Regions from separate parts of the Homo sapiens genome. Here region 2 is linked to region 1. Evidence: chromatin contacts called from ENCODE Hi-C or POLR2A ChIA-PET data. All regions are on one chromosome and are shown on one strand. Each heading gives the region's core, a stretch centred on a gene start or an enhancer-like site at or near the end of the contact. The rest is flanking DNA. Distances are from core to core; before and after follow the strand shown.

What was found. Hi-C counts contacts between places; a loop is a spot of excess contacts on that map. ChIA-PET counts read pairs that join two places held with the same protein, here RNA polymerase II (POLR2A).
Region 2: a loop to region 1 is called in a map of dorsolateral prefrontal cortex, with 4 times the contacts of the local background. The contact joins the promoter of PLPPR5 here to the promoter of SNX7 in region 1. A Hi-C loop is called at or near these places in 1 of 168 maps with a recorded cell type or tissue (dorsolateral prefrontal cortex). POLR2A ChIA-PET finds 5 or more read pairs at or near these places in 1 of 52 experiments (BJ).

The regions. Positions count from the first base shown.
Region 1 is chr1:98,659,890-98,664,289 of GRCh38, forward strand. SNX7 (sorting nexin 7) reads left to right here and starts at 1,832. Exons shown (of 9, transcript NM_015976.5): 1 at 1,832-2,022. The coding sequence starts at 1,843. SNX7-DT (SNX7 divergent transcript) reads right to left here and starts at 883. Exons shown (of 1, transcript NR_189290.1): 1 at 418-883. RefSeq lists silencers at 1,634-1,773, 1,794-1,913, 2,144-2,213.
Region 2 is chr1:99,002,919-99,007,318 of GRCh38, forward strand. PLPPR5 (phospholipid phosphatase related 5) reads right to left here and starts at 1,943. Exons shown (of 6, transcript NM_001037317.2): 1 at 1,517-1,943. The coding sequence starts at 1,753. PLPPR5-AS1 (PLPPR5 antisense RNA 1) reads left to right here and starts at 1,358. Exons shown (of 3, transcript NR_033940.1): 1 at 1,358-1,727. RefSeq lists an enhancer at 801-1,775.

The sequences.
Region 1 (4,400 bases), core at 582-3,081:
AAGCACACATACTCTCCAGGGTTTTAATACTAGAAAAATCAACACAGAGAAACAGGGTGATGGAGACATTTTTGTGGCAGTAATAGCAGGGAAGTTCTCAGAGGTAGCTGTGGTACTGCTGCCAGGGAAAGCAACTGGAGTCCAGTAACATCAGTGTTAATGACAATATTGACACTGGTGAAGATGGTGTGGCAACCAGTATCAGGCAATGGTAGCAGCAATGTCTGTACCACTGGTTCTGTGGCCTTGCTTTTGGCTATAATCCAAGCTGTGCAGCCTTGCTTTATTCTGCCCATTTTCTGAGCCCATTCTCTATGGTTTCTAGCAATTCTGTGAGTTACAGCATTATTAAGAATTTCCTGGTTCAGATTGCAATTAGAAAACCTTGAATCTTCCTTACTAGTCAGAATAAGCTTATCAAGGAAAAAATAAAGTCTTTTAATAACTTATATTATTTACAGAAATTAGCAGAGAGCATTTTGAGAGTACATCTGATACTGTGGTTAATACATATCAGGATCCTCAACCTGAAAATGTTATCATTTACTAAGGAATGGAAAACTTGTACATGAAACAAATACAATCTGCAAGATGGAATAAAATTAAATGCTAAATTGAGAACAGACTGTCATTTAGAAAGTCTTTCTGAAAGAGATGGGACTATATTTAATTTCTGAAGGATGGGCAGGAGATGGCATTTAAAGTACAGAAATCATCAAGCACAGAAACAAATGTGGATACTCATGGGGCAGTGACCAACCTGACTGAAGGGTGGGTGCACGTCTGAAATCAATGGGAATACATTTGAATGATTAGGAGATAATATATTATTAAGGCCTTGCCTCTAATCAGAAATAAAGATATTCTCTATTTCCCCAAATAAGGAATTCTTACATAGAGCTTAATGTATTTAAAAATTTTTAAATGGGCCTACAGAAAAGAGGTGGGGCTGACGGAAGTAAATAAAACCTGAAGATAAATTAAAGAATATATCAACGTGGGCAAAATTTTCCATTAGTTTTGGAACTTAGTTTTGTTTTTGAATAATAAGCAGTTAAATAATTAAAGCTTTGCCTTGGCAATGCAAGGACTGAAGATTATTTCTCGGTGGCAATTTTCCAGACTTGCTAGTTGTCCTTGGGTCTTGGTAACATTCTGCTCATTAACTTCAGGAAGACGTCCAGGAGTAAAGATGCATTTGAAAGTGGCTGAAAATAGTTTGTAAAGCTCAGCTTTCCTGGCTCGACAGTGAAATGACCGCACAGGCCAGTCACTGGGTCAAAAATCAATTAACAAAACGGGAAGTTTTCATGTCTTTATTTTTACATTAGCTCGAAAATCACAACCAAGAAGAAAGGCAACCACTGAATACAGGAAATACAGTATTGTTATTGCTGTTTTTTTTTTTTCTCTTGGCAAGGCTGGGTCGGGTGCCTTCCAGCCTCGCTGTGGATCCCGCGAAGTGGACGGTTCGCTTCGTGGCTTCTTCCCAGACCCCGCCACTGCGGAAACCGTCACTCGGTGGCCCCCGACTGGGTCAATGCGAGGACGCCCACCTCCTACCTTTGAGTCTCTCCTCTTCTCCAGGGTACAGCCAACCCTTTCTCCAACGTAGCCGGAGTCCGAGAGTCCCAGTTCCGCCCCTCCAGCCCGCCCCAGGCCAGGTGGGGATGCGCCCGGCCCGGGCCAGCGCTGGTCCCGGCAGTTCCGCGTCTGCGCAGCGGGCGAGGGGCTGGAGCGGGGCCGGCCGGGGAGGTGCAGGAGACGTGGGAGCCAATGGGCACGCTCGGGGGAGCCGGGCTGGCGGCGGCGGTGGCGGCCGGCTGGGCGCGCACTCTCGGGATGGAGGGCGAGCGCCGGGCATCGCAGGCGCCCTCCTCGGGCCTCCCGGCCGGGGGCGCCAACGGGGAGAGCCCGGGGGGCGGCGCCCCCTTTCCGGGCAGCAGTGGCTCTTCCGCCCTGCTGCAGGCGGAGGTGCTGGATCTGGACGAGGACGAGGACGACCTGGAGGTGTTCAGCAAGGTGAGGGCGGCGGCGGCGAGTCCCGGGAAACTTCCAAGGCAACTCCGGGCGTTGCCAGCATTGCGCCGACGGCTGCCTCTGGCGCGCTTGCCCTCCCGGGGCGGTGGCTCTGAGCTGGGGACGAGTGAGGTCCCCCGGGCTGCTGGACCCCGCCTGCCAGCTCTGGCCGCACCCGGGGCCGCGTCGCCTCGGGGCCTCAAACCGCAGCCGCTCCCTCCTCCGCACTTTGACCTTCCGTTCGGCGGGGCTGTGGCTTAGTGGAGTCTGCAAAGTTGTGATTTGTTTTCCCTTTCTGCTTCTCTGACACAGACATCTTCCTCGCGGCAGCTCCCGAACCTGGGAGGCTGGTGGCTCAAAACCGCTCCCGCCAGCTGCTTTTCGGGCGAGGCCAGCCCTGAACTCTGGGAGAGCAGCCAAGTTTAGAGAAATTATTCTTAATTTAGTGTTGTTGCTTGTGGATTTGAGACTTGGGTGAGTCTCGGGTCTTGTGGGAATAGGTTCTAGGAAATCTCCCTGAACAGGAGAAAACGGTTGTTTCTAACAGGAAGCTCCTCCGCTGAGGAGCTAAGGATTTTTCAGATGGTCAGCTACTGCCACCCAACCCACAGCCAGTGCTTTCGTTTTTCCTTGCCCCCGGGAAATTTAGGACCAAAGGCTCTTATTTGCTTATTTTACTGTTGGAGGGAAATTGACTTGTGGGGGCTAGTGGTAGACTTTTGGTACGTGTAGACTGGTGTTTGTAATTTCTTAAAGGGTTTTAGAAAAGAAAAATACCTTTCTTGCAGGGAGGTTGAATGTCACTCCAGTTTCTCAAGTTGCTGCTGAGAGAAGACCTGAGTTCAGATCACAACGCTGTATTCATTACTAAGAAGCCTGTTCATTTTAACGTTACCTGGAGATATTAGGTAAAGCAAACGACCTACTTAACCACCGCATTTACTCTGGGAGAGCAAACCAAAGTTAGGAAGTGACCATGCATACTCTGACTCCAAAGAGGAGTATATAAAACTTATTTCTACTTCGGTTTAAATGGAATGATAGGCCCAGGTTTGTATTCCGAATATTTAAACAGACTATCACAGTTTTGTGCTCTTGACTTTTCTGTTAAGTAGTAAAACAATGGAATTATTTTATGTTTAGTTGTAAACTCTGCCTTTTTATATTCCACACATACTTCATGTTCAGATCAACGACAGTTGGCCAGTTGGTTATTTACTTTCTTTCCTTCTTTACATTGCTGTTTGGATAAGGAATATTAGTCTATGGTTATGCATTGTGAAACTTTGGGATGGGATGTTGGAAATAGCAATGGTGTATCAGAATCATCAGGGTTTCTTTCTGGTTTTTTTTTTTTTTTTTTTTTTTTTTTTTTTTTTTTTTTGTCGGGGCTGGACCCATCTGGCCTCAAGGGATTCTACCACCTCCAGCACCCAAAGGGTTTGGGATTACAGGCTTGAGCCACAGTGACTCGGATTGTTTTAAACTTGTCAAGTGGTTTCTCTTTCCCCAGATTCTAGGTGTTCTAGCTGACTCTTAAGAATCAATGTTTAAATGAGGTCCTCTTGTCAGAGGCAGATCCAAGGTGAAGCTAATGAAATTGAAGCTTCAGCGCTATTCGTTTGCTTAGACCTCTGGGCGTGTTGGGGGTTGCTGGAGTCGCAGATGTTCTAGGTGGGAAGGAAATGACAGGTCCCGACCAGAAGCATTTCTAAATAAGCATTTCTGGTGAATTGCCTAAAGCTCTCTCAGACTAAGGAATCTAGATCTCCATGGCTCCAATCATTTATTGAGATTTCTTTTCTCATTCTGAATAATGTGTTTTTCCACCTAATTTTGTATTCTTTTAAAAGGGGACCTTCCAAACTCTAAAAGCCCGTACACCTGGGTCCACCCTGCTTGTTAGTGTTAACTGCGCGTGTTGGATGCTTAGAAAAAGTTAAGAACAACTTCTGTAGAAACTGCCCACATAGATTAAGGCAAAGATATAATATTAGTGAAAATCCAACAAGAGTAGTTGGAAAAGTTTAAAATTAGCCACTTTCATCCATTTCAGTAAGTTGAATTTCTCAACCGTTATCTGTAGTTAAGCAAATTTAAGAAAGCCTGCTCCACGTGGCCTTCCCTTTCCACTACCTTCCTTGCCTGCTCCTCTATAAAACAAACACCACTGCTGTTCAGCCTATCCTAGGATGGAATCTCACAATTACTTATGAAGCAAACTGTCCTTCCCTTTTAGTAATTTGAGATTGGCAAACTACATATTTAATTTACATTCACCTTTATAGTCCCCTTATTCTCTTAGATTATTTGTGAATATGTGTCTGGTATACTCTTCCAGAAGCTTTTTAAAGAGTATGAATTTCCCCAGCACTTTGGGA
Region 2 (4,400 bases), core at 693-3,192, 340 kb after region 1:
CGATCTCCAGAAAGTAAAAAGGGCCCCCAAAAATCGACCTTTTTTTTTTTCTCTGCCAGCTTGTCAAATGGAGAAAAGAGAACACAAACATGAAGGCTGGATTTGGGGCTTCTAACACATTTTAGCAACTTATTTTACATATATATATATATATATATATATATATATATATATATATGTAAAACATTATCTGGGGCAAGGTCTAACACATTTCAAACCATTATGACAGAGGCAATTTGAAGTCAACTATCACAGGACATGTGATAAAGTTACTTTAAGGTTATCAAGAAATTACTTGATTTGTTCACTGATTTCTATCTTATGTGTTAGGAACTTTTCATTATTTTACAAATTAGTAAGTCATTGCTCCTAAAATTAAAAAAAAAGATGAACATCCAAACTTAATGGATTCAACAGACATTCTTAACATTCAATTTACACATTTAGCTACTGAAAATAAAACTTCATTCTTCCTTTCCCCTTCATTTTCTTATTTCCCGTTTGTTATCTGTTGAGGGAGAGAGAGAGCGCGCATCACAGGAAGGGAACCTCCAATACTTTGTCAATATTAAAGGAACCATAAAATATCAGGTTTTCTAAAGAAACACCAACAATTCTCCTAAGAATAAATATGTAGCATATTCACATATGTAAATTACTATAATAAAATTAATATTATTATGTGTAATTTATCCCCAATAATTTCATATGTATATATGTGAGGTGTGTGTATACACGTGAGTGTATCTGTATAGTCATTCTTTCTCTCACACACACATACACTCAATAAATCCAAAAGGCATGCTCTGTGAGGTTCTAAGAGAAAAGGACTTAAATTGCCCAGGGAGCGGAGCAGCCTTTAAATAAATCTGAAGTGCTCTTGTAATTGAGGTACAGCTCCTGCTTTTCAGCAAAGCACTGGTGCTGAGGCCTCTTCATTTAGAAATTCTCAAATTCTTTTTTCAGATATTTGTTCCCTGGTCAGCTTAGTCCCATTGGCACTTTCACCTGAAAAGGAGGGAGGTGGCGAAATAGAAATACGTGCCCCGACTCGGGAAGTGGGAGTCCCTTTCACACCCCAGCAATTGATCCCCTCTCTCCTCGCCGGCCCGCCCGCCGCTGCTCTTCTTCCAGGCACAATCGAAGAGGAGGCAGTGAGCGAGTCAAGGCCACAGAGTGGATGGAATCAAGGTTCACCCCCAAAGCTCACCTCCTTTGCAACCCGGATCCCCACTCCTCACCACCTACGGCCCCTCTTCCCTTCCATCCCCGCCCAGTCACCCAACGCTGAAGCCACCGCGGGGTGTGGGGGGGTGACGTGTGGGAAGAGCTGGGGGCTTCCTTCGCACCCACCCTCACGCGCCCTAGAATGTCCTCTGGGGAAGGGGCTGCCCATAACTTGGAGGAACTTAGAAGGCAAAACCTACTGCGCCCCAACCCTTAGAGGGGCCTCAACCCCGAAGGCGAGGGGCGAGATCAGGGACTCGGCGACGAGGGCGAGCGCCCCCGGGCTTACCACGAGCACGGGGACCCCGGCGGCCAGCGAGTAGAGGAGCACGGGGGGCACGGCGCTGCTGTCCTCCGGGCCCGGGTAGGGTTTGCGGTAGGCGCTGTCGTGGCAGAAGAAGCCCTGCACGTTCACGGTGAACGTGTCCGTATACTCGAAGTAGTACGCCAGCATCACCGTCCCTGCCATGATCACCATCTGGAAATAGAGCATGCTGCTGGTGAGCGCCGCGGGCAGCAGGGGCATGCACGCCTCCCGGGCCGGGCCGAGCCGAGCCGAGCGGGCGGTCGACGCGGTGGGCCCCCTCCCCGGTCCGCCGAGGCAGCCACCGGGGGCGCGGCGGCGGAGGCGGCGGGAGGACGAGGCACGGGAGGCGGGATGGAGCCGCTGGAGGAAGAGGCGGAGGCAGGTCCGGGCTTCGAGGCGCCGGCAGGCTGCAGAGGAGGCGGCTACCCCCGGACGAGCCCCCTCTCCCCTGCCCGCCCCCTGCCCGCCGCAAGCGCCGCCCGCCCCGGCGCGGGGTCGCGAGGGAGGGCGGGGAGTCCCGGGCGACGGGCAGCGGCCGCTGCGCCCCTGCACGAGACCATTCGAGAAGCAGCGGCGCTGGGTCAATCCCCCAGGCTAGCCCGGAGGAGGCGCTGCGTGGGCGGACGGGGCGGCAGCCGGCGGGACAGCGGCACCTGTACCCCTCACAGGGCGGACGCTGTGGGGCTGGAGAAGCTCCTGGCGGGGGTAAAATCAAAAGGGGGGGAGGGGAGGCAGTAGAGATGGAGCTTCCAGAAACTCTTCCGAGGCACCAGCTGAGAGGTTTAAGAAACCCGCACAACGCCTGGGAAAATGGTGCGTGGACGCGTCTTCCGAGCGCAAAGCCCACCAAGGCGCAAAGTGCCGATGCGGCGCCCAGAGTTTCAACCGGTGCGTTCAGCCTGCATCCCTCGAATTCCTTGACCCAGCCCGGGGCTGGAGCCTGGCGGTGGTTTCTAGGCGCTGTTAGAAAAATCTCAGCGAGGTTTCTTTGCCTCCTCTGCAGCTTCCTAGGGCTTTGTGTATATATATATGTATATACAAATAATAATAGAAATCATAGCCCAGTAGCTCCCGAAGCATCATCTCTTGTACAGCGGCCCCTTCCTGGATCCATGCATTCTCTTGCTCATCTTTTCAGTCTGTCTTTATTAGCTGCTTGTGAGAGGAGGCATTGCAGATTCCAGGCACTGAGCGGTCCCAGCCACCAGGGTAGGAAAAAGGACTATTTGCCTCATCTCGTTCTTTATTCCCTGAATTCCAGGGAACTGCAGGGATTCCTCAGGGGTCGGGATAAAGGAGAGGGAGACCAATGCTGGCTCACAGCACATGCATACAAAAATTCATCCGTCCATGGCTATCCACGCCTATGCGTGGGTATGTAACTAACTATGGAACTGCATATGTGCAAGGAGCCCGTTCTGTCATGCCATGTGGGTCCCTGCTGCAAGCTTAGTCAGCAGACTCTCAAGGGGTCTTTCTTTGAGCCTCAGGCTGACACTCCTCTACTCCAGTGAGCAGGTGAGGAAGCATGAATACAAGCAAGAGGAGGAAAATATTTTTAGAGCCCTGCCCTGCTCATTAAAACCTGGAATCACCTTAGCAGGGTTCTAGAATGTTGGTTCATTGTAATAGGCTGTAGCTTGATGAATTTTAGAGGTGGGCCTTTATCATCAGGAAAAACAAAACAAAACACTGTTGGCTTAAAAATCTGTTGAAATTTGGCAAATGATTGGTAGTTTTGGGATGGGATAGTAAAGGCAGTGTGAGTTTCTTTAATGTAGTATCATACATACCTCACCCTCCGCATTGTCGTAAACATAATTCCACAACTAATTACTTAGAGCTACAAGATAGACAACACTAAGCAATGTGTATAACAAGCAGTTTTGGGCAGTGGGAGTAAGCTGTTCCAAAATGGACATGAGCAGCTTATATTATGAAAATATAACTACTACAAAGATACATGTTTTAAGGCTTCATTAAGAAAATCATTCTGAGACTGTAAGGGTATTTAAACTGGTACTCTGGTTCTAAGTAGGAATCCCCCCAAACTATCTCATTCGCTGAGGAATGCCCCTGAAGTCTTGTTTATAGACATTTTTCCAATTTTTGGAAGAATGATGTTAATTTTTAAGGGCAACTCATTTCTTCAGTCTAATGAAAGTGAGCATTATTTTCACAATTAAGACTCATTGTATTGCGTTGTTAATGTGTATGGAGTGCCCAGCACAGTACATGCAACACAGCAGAGTCCTTGTCTGACCTGTTCACTGCTGTGTCCCCAGCATGAGCACTGCACTGTATTGCACATTATGGTTACTTAAGAAAAATTTGTCGAGTAAATAAACGAACTGACTCCTCTAAGTACAATGGGAAACTGTTTTCACGTACAAAATTTGTCAAGGGTTAAGGAGTCAGAATCCGGATAAACACAGCCCACATACTTACATGGTCACACTGAAGTAAAAGGTGTAAGTTCAGCATAAGAGCAGTGACTCTGGTATTGCCTCAGTGCAAATGCTAGCTCTGCCACTTACCACCTCTGGAAGCCTGGGCATGATGTCCGAACTCTTTCTGCCTTAGTTTCATCACCAGTAAAATTGAGATAATACTAGTACCTAATTTACAAGGTGGCTATAATGATTAAATGATGCTAAGCTTATTATGTCTGGCACATTTTGTAAAATTTAATTTCTACATAAATGTATCTAACCTACCTTAAGTAACTCAGGGCATTTCAACAGCCATCACCAGTCACTTTCTTCTCATTTTATTGCTTACAGAATGATTCTGGTTGAACCCATATTTTTGTAAGTGTGCAAATATTTTTATAGATTTGTGCACCTTCTGTCTTCTCCTTTAAATG